Linked DNA regions of Homo sapiens: region 1 is linked to region 2. Evidence: chromatin contacts called from ENCODE Hi-C data. All regions are on one chromosome and are shown on one strand. The core of a region is the stretch at or near the end of the contact, and the rest is flanking DNA. Distances in the headings are between cores, read along the strand shown.

Region 1 (2,879 bases), core at 135-2,634, 320 kb after region 2:
ATAGCAAATGTTGTGAATAAAACTGTAAAAAGCACCCCTCCTTTTTCCCTAACAAATGAAGGCTTTGTCACTTGGTTTTCTGTCTTCTCTCCACCCTGGTTCTGCCGTCTTCCTGGGTGCCTTCAGCATGCGCTTGATGGCCTGTCCTCTTGGTGCCCCACATGTGGCCACTCCCCCACTTTGTCATGTGTCCCCCACCCCGCCCCACCAACTTGATGCAGTGTCATTGCCAAGATTCTTAATATGCATGTTCCTCTCTCTTGCTACACGTTTTTTTTTAACCATTCCAGCTGCCTGATCAGCTACTTCCACTAAAACCATCTCTGGCCCTCGGAACCCCCTGTTCATTCATTCTTTAACCTTTTCCTCATCCATTGGTCTCTCCTTATTTCTCTCCATATGTACCTTAGATTCCTTGGTTCCTCAACATTAGGTCTTACCAAATCATCTCCCCGTCCCTCGGCAAATTTGTCAAAACCCCAACTCTGGACGAACTCAACAATACATTTTCTCTGTACCTGTACCCAGGTATCCCAGGAGGTCAGAGAAAACCACACAATAGGGCAGATAAGAATCCTGATAAACTCATAAGATACCAGCCTTGAATGGGGGCTCCATCCTGCCGAGCAATCCTACCGTATTTCCCTGGCCAGGATGTTCTCCTGTGCTCTTAATGACTATTTTGAACTTTCTTTACTATTTTGGAAATTCTAAAGCCTCATCAATACCTGTCTTTTCAGAAGAGAACCCTGATTCTTTTCTAAGAAAATTAAAGCATTTAGACTAGAACCCTTCAACGTTCTGCTCCCAAATCAATATACCTGACTGAATACCTCATTCCTTCCTCCCAGCCTCATTCCCTCTCTTTGCACTTAGAGGAGGTGTTTGTGTTCTTGGCCAAGCCTCATCTTTCTATCTGTGTTCTGGATTGCATCTCCTCCCACTTCTGAGAGATGTCTCAATATTGATTATTCTTTCCTGCTCTAAATTTCCCCCCTCCCAGTTCATTCCTATCATCATTTCTATATGCTTGAGCTTCTACCGTATTTATAGAAGAAATGAATTTCTCTTAATCTCACATTTGTCTTTCAGTTACCACCTGATCTCTTTTTTCTTCTACACCAAATTCCTTGAAAGAAGTGTATACAATAATTAGCCGAGTATTTCTTTTTAGCTACTAAAACATGTGATTTATTCTACCCACATATAAGGGTTACATTTTCATAGCTGAGTTTTAAAAAATTGTGGTGAAATACACATAACAAAAAATTTTACCATCATAACTATTTTTGAGTAAACAGTTCAGCCGTATTAAGTGTATTCACATTACTGTGCAACTGATCTCCGGAATTCTTTTCATCTTGCAGAACTGAAACTCTATACCCATGAAGCAACAAGTTTCCCTTCCCCATTTCTCCAGCCGCTGGCAGCCACCATTCTGCTTTCTCTCTCTGATTTGACTGCTCTGGATACTTCATGTAAATGGACTCTTACAGTATTTGTCTTTTTGTGATTGGCTTATTTCACTTAGCTTAATGTCCTCAAGGCTCATCCGTGTTGTGGCATGTGTCAAAGTTTTCTTTTTTGGAGCTAATATTCCATAGTAGTGTACACACACACACACACACACACACACACACACACACACGTATATTTCTTTTCTTTTCTTTTTTTTTCTTTTTTTTTGAGATGGAGTCTCACTCTGTCGCCCAGGCTGGAGTGAAGTGCCAAGGCTCACTGCAAGCTCCACCTCCCAGGTTCACACCATTCTCCTGCCTCAGCCTCCTGAGTAGCTGGGACTACAGGCGCTCACCACCACGCCCGGCTAATTTTTTGTATTTTTAGTAGAGATGGGGTTTCACCGTCTTAGCCAGGATGGTCTTGATCTCCTAACTTTGTGATCCTTCCGCCTCAGCCTCCTAAAGTGCTGGGATTACAGCATGAACCACCGTGCCCGGCTGTATATACACTACATTTCTACATTTTGTGTATCCATTCGCTCATCAGTGATGGACACTTGGGTTGCTTCTGTCTTTTTGCTATTGTAAATAGTGCTGCTGTGAACATGGATGTACACATATCTCTTCAGGGCCCTGCTTTTAATTCATTTGGGTACACACCCAGAAGTGGGATTACTGGATTATGTGGTAATTCTATTTTTAATGTTTTAGGAAGTTCCGTACTGTTTTCATAGTAGCTATACAATTTTACATTCCCACAAACAGCACTTAAAGATTCTAATTTCTCTACATCCTTGCTAACAGTTATTATTTTGTATTTCTCTCTTTTTCCAGTAGTGGCCATTCTAATGGGATAAAGTGGTATCTCACTGTGGTTTTGATTTGCAGTTCCCTAATGATTAGTGGTATTGAGCATCTTTTCATGTGCTTGTTAGCTATTTGTATATCTTCTTTGCAGAAATATCTATTCTTTGTTCATTTTTTAATAGGGTCTTTTGTTCTATTTTGTTGAGCGTAACTAGCCCAATTTTTTCATTTCCTCTTCACTCCTCAATGCATTCAACTTTGTATCCTGCTAATATCATATTAACAAAATAGTAGGTATCTCCACATCATCATGTGTGATGGGCATTTTCAGCCTTCATTTCATACTCTCAGCATTTGACCTGGCTGATCTCTCCTTTCCTTCTCCACACTGGCTTCATTGATGGCAGCTGACTTCCCCTCATGGCCCTGCCTTCTTTTCAGGCTGCTCTTCCTGCTTGTCCTCTTCAGCAGACTTCTCCATCCTGTTCTCCTTCACAGTTTGCTCTCAGGTCTCCTTCACACTCTGCTCTTGCCTGGAGATCTCACCCTTGCTCATGGCTGTTGCCAGCTACAAGTGCCATTTGCATTCCAATGACTCCAAACTTTAAATTT
Region 2 (3,199 bases), core at 143-2,642:
TAACTATTTTAGGGTTTGAGTTATAGTTATGCAAATTTACATTACGGTAATGCAAATATACCTTCCAAACTTGTGTCAATATGTATTAGACGCTAAAATGCCCTCCCCTCCCATCTCTGTTTCCCTCAAATTATTCATTTGTGGTTAAACTAATTTTAAACTCCGGAAAAGTGGTTAAGCCAAAAAAGGTCAGATCCTGGAAGAAAAAGCTCTGACCTTTTAAAAAGAGTGTTGGAAAAGTATTTGACGGTCATTTTCATAAGCTAAATGTACTGTGAGGTTTGTGTTTGAGTAGCTTTTAAGGTTTTCTGGATTATGTGGTTGAATTTTAAGGAGGAACTTAGTAAAAATGAGTTGGGAAAATTAACCTGTTACATTCTACCTTCCTTTTGCTATGTATAGTAGATCTACATGTGAGAAGTCATTTGCAAACAGCATTTGTTAGGTGTCTTTTCTAAGTATTTTTTATGCCTACAAAGTCTGGGAAAAGACCATTTTCAGATTTCAGATAATATTTCAGATAAATAATGATCAGATCAGTAGATACTGTCTTTCAGATCTATCAGAACACAGTATTTCCAGAATATAATTTTACATCACAGTCATCATTTATAATGACATTGATGACCAGTACTATTATTATTTTAAAGAGAAAGATATATATACACATACACATAAAGTCATGCATTGCTTAAAGACAGTGATAGATTCTGATAAATGCATCATTATGCTATTTCCTTTTGCGAACATCATAGGGTGTACTTGCATAAATCTAGATGGTATAGCCTACTACACACCTCAGCTGTATGGTATAGCCTTTTTTGTTCCTAGGCTGCAAACCTGTACAGCATGCTACTGTACTGAATACTGTAGGCAGTTATAACACAATGGTATTTGTGTAAACGTAGAAACATTCTAAACATAGAAAAGGTACAGTAAAAATGTGGTATAAAAGATAAAAAATGGTATACCTGTATAAAGCACTTACCATAAATGGGGCTTGCAGGACTGGAAGTTGCTCTCGGTGAGTCAGTGAGTGAGTGGTGAGTGAATGTGTGAAAGTCCTAGGATACTACTGTGGATTTAATAAACATTGTATTCTTAGGCTGCCCTGAATTTATAAAAGATATTTTTCTTAAGTAATAAATTAACCTTAACATACTATAACTTTATAAACTTCTAAATTTTTTAAACCTTTGACTACAATTACAGTTTAAAATACAAATACATTATACAGCTGTACAGAAATATTTTCTTTATATCCTTATTCTATAAGCTCTTTTCTGTTTTCGAACTTTTCTATTTAATTTTTACTTCTGAGTCCTTTTTGTTGAAGACAAACACACACATTAACCTAGGCCTGCACAGGGTCCAGATCATCAGTTTCATCTTCTTTCACCTCCACAGCTTGGCCCACTGCCAGGTCTTCATGGGCAAGGGCTGTATGGCTTACCAGTGTGTCTCCAGCACAGTGTCTGATACCACAGAAAGATAGGAACTACTGCATTAATAATAGCAGATTCTTGAGCATGTATTACATGACAGACACCTACAAATATTTGTTGTTCAAGCGAAAGAATTTATTCTATCAAACTCAGAATTTTCGCTCTAGAATAATCCTTCGTGGTTTTTTTTTGTTTTTTTTTTTTTTCGGGGGGGTGGGGGACGGAGTCTCACTCTGTTGCCCAGGCTGGATTGCAGTGGCACGATCTCGGCTCAATGCACCCTCCGCCTCCTGGTTTCAAGTGATTCTCCTGCCTCAGTCTCCCGAGTAGCTGGGATTACAGGTGCCCGCCACCACACATGGCTAATTTTTTTTTTTGTATTCTTAGTAGAGATGGGGTTTCACCGTGTTGGCCAGGCTGTTCTCAAACTGCTGACCTCAGGTGATCCACTTATCTCGGCCTCCCAAAGTGTTGAGATTACAGGCATGAGCCACCGCGTCCTGAATCCTTTTTTTTTTTTTTTTTGAAACAGAGTCTCACTCTGTTGCCCAGGCTGGAGTACAGTGGCTTGGCTCACTGCAACCTCCATCTCCAGGGTGTGAGCAATTCTCATGTCTCAGCCTCCCGAGTAGCAGGTAATACAAGTGTGTGCCACCACGCCCAGCTAATTTGTGTATTTTTAGTAAAGATTGAGTTTTGCCATGTTGACCAGGCTGATCTCGAACTCCTGATCTCAAGTGATCTGCCTGCCTTGGCCTCCCAAAGTGCTGGAATTACAGACGTGAGCTACTGTGCCTGGCCTAGAATAATCTTAGAAGTCCTCATGGATGAGTAAATATGGATGGTGAAAAGCTTAAATGAGAATGTCTTGTCTGATTTTCATTCCACTTTTAATTTGAATATACCATTTCCTTTCCCCCCTCATTGTATATGTCTCTACTTTTTTGTTCTTTACTTTATTCATAGTTCTAATTTCTACTCACTGCCCCATCTTTTCCTTCTTCTCTATCTAGCTCTTACCATCTGTCATCACTGCTTTTCCCACTATCATGATCACTCACTCTAGCAGCAACCAAATTTAACTTTGGGGATGGAGCAGTAGTGCTGGAGAGGCCAAATGGTATGAGTAAAAGAATACAGCTTTTGGAGTCAGCTAGATTTTCATCTTTATGTGGTCTTTGGTGAAAGTACTTAATCCCCAAATCTCTCTTTCCTAACTATGAAATGAAGGTGAAAATATTACTTACCTGTAAGGGAATCTACCTGATAATAATGGAATAAAATGCTGACTTCCACCACAGAGTTCTTGGGGAGGCTTTTTATGTGGAAAGACATTAGACTTCATTACTCTGAATTCTGGATTTGTATCTCCTAGCCATATAGACTGAATGACTGTAGAATCCAACATAATGCTTTTAATATTGGCATAACTTCCTTAGTTTAAGTTATATGATGAGATGTAGAAACTCAATAAAAGGTAAAATTATTCTTTGTGTTATGAAGTATGTTTAGAGGTTTCTTTTAAGAGGTCTTATTTTGCTACTCTGCTTCAACTATAGTTTTTGTTCATTTAGTTTGTTATAGAACTGGGACCATGTCTGTATTTGCACATGACTATATTCCTAGGGCCTTGGCCAGTGCCTGGTACAGAGTAGGTGTAAAATACATAGTTGTTGAATGCATATACGAAAAAAATCATTATATTGTATCATTGGTAAGACAGTTTTTTTTTTTTAAAACAGGTTATACTTTAT

What was found. A loop is a pair of places that touch in the nucleus more often than their neighbours do. Pooled maps may share reads with other maps.
Region 1: a loop to region 2 is called in a pooled map, with 5 times the contacts of the local background. The contact joins two enhancer-like sites. A Hi-C loop is called at or near these places in 2 of 168 maps with a recorded cell type or tissue (heart left ventricle and heart right ventricle), 1 of 37 single-sample maps with no recorded cell type and 6 of 50 pooled maps.

Annotation. Positions count from the first base shown.
Region 1 is chr6:163,754,872-163,757,750 of GRCh38, forward strand. The region is part of intron 1 of LOC124901499 (a long non-coding RNA gene); the gene reads left to right. Among named protein-coding and RNA genes, the nearest start is that of QKI, 340 kb to the left of the region's middle. Within about 2 kb of position 1,385, at least 4 of the 41 ENCODE cell types and tissues checked have a DNase peak (open chromatin) inside an H3K27ac peak, as active enhancers do.
Region 2 is chr6:163,437,704-163,440,902 of GRCh38, forward strand. All of the region lies in intron 1 of QKI (QKI, KH domain containing RNA binding), which reads left to right. Among named protein-coding and RNA genes, the nearest start is that of QKI, 25 kb to the left of the region's middle. Within about 2 kb of position 1,393, at least 5 of the 41 ENCODE cell types and tissues checked have a DNase peak (open chromatin) inside an H3K27ac peak, as active enhancers do.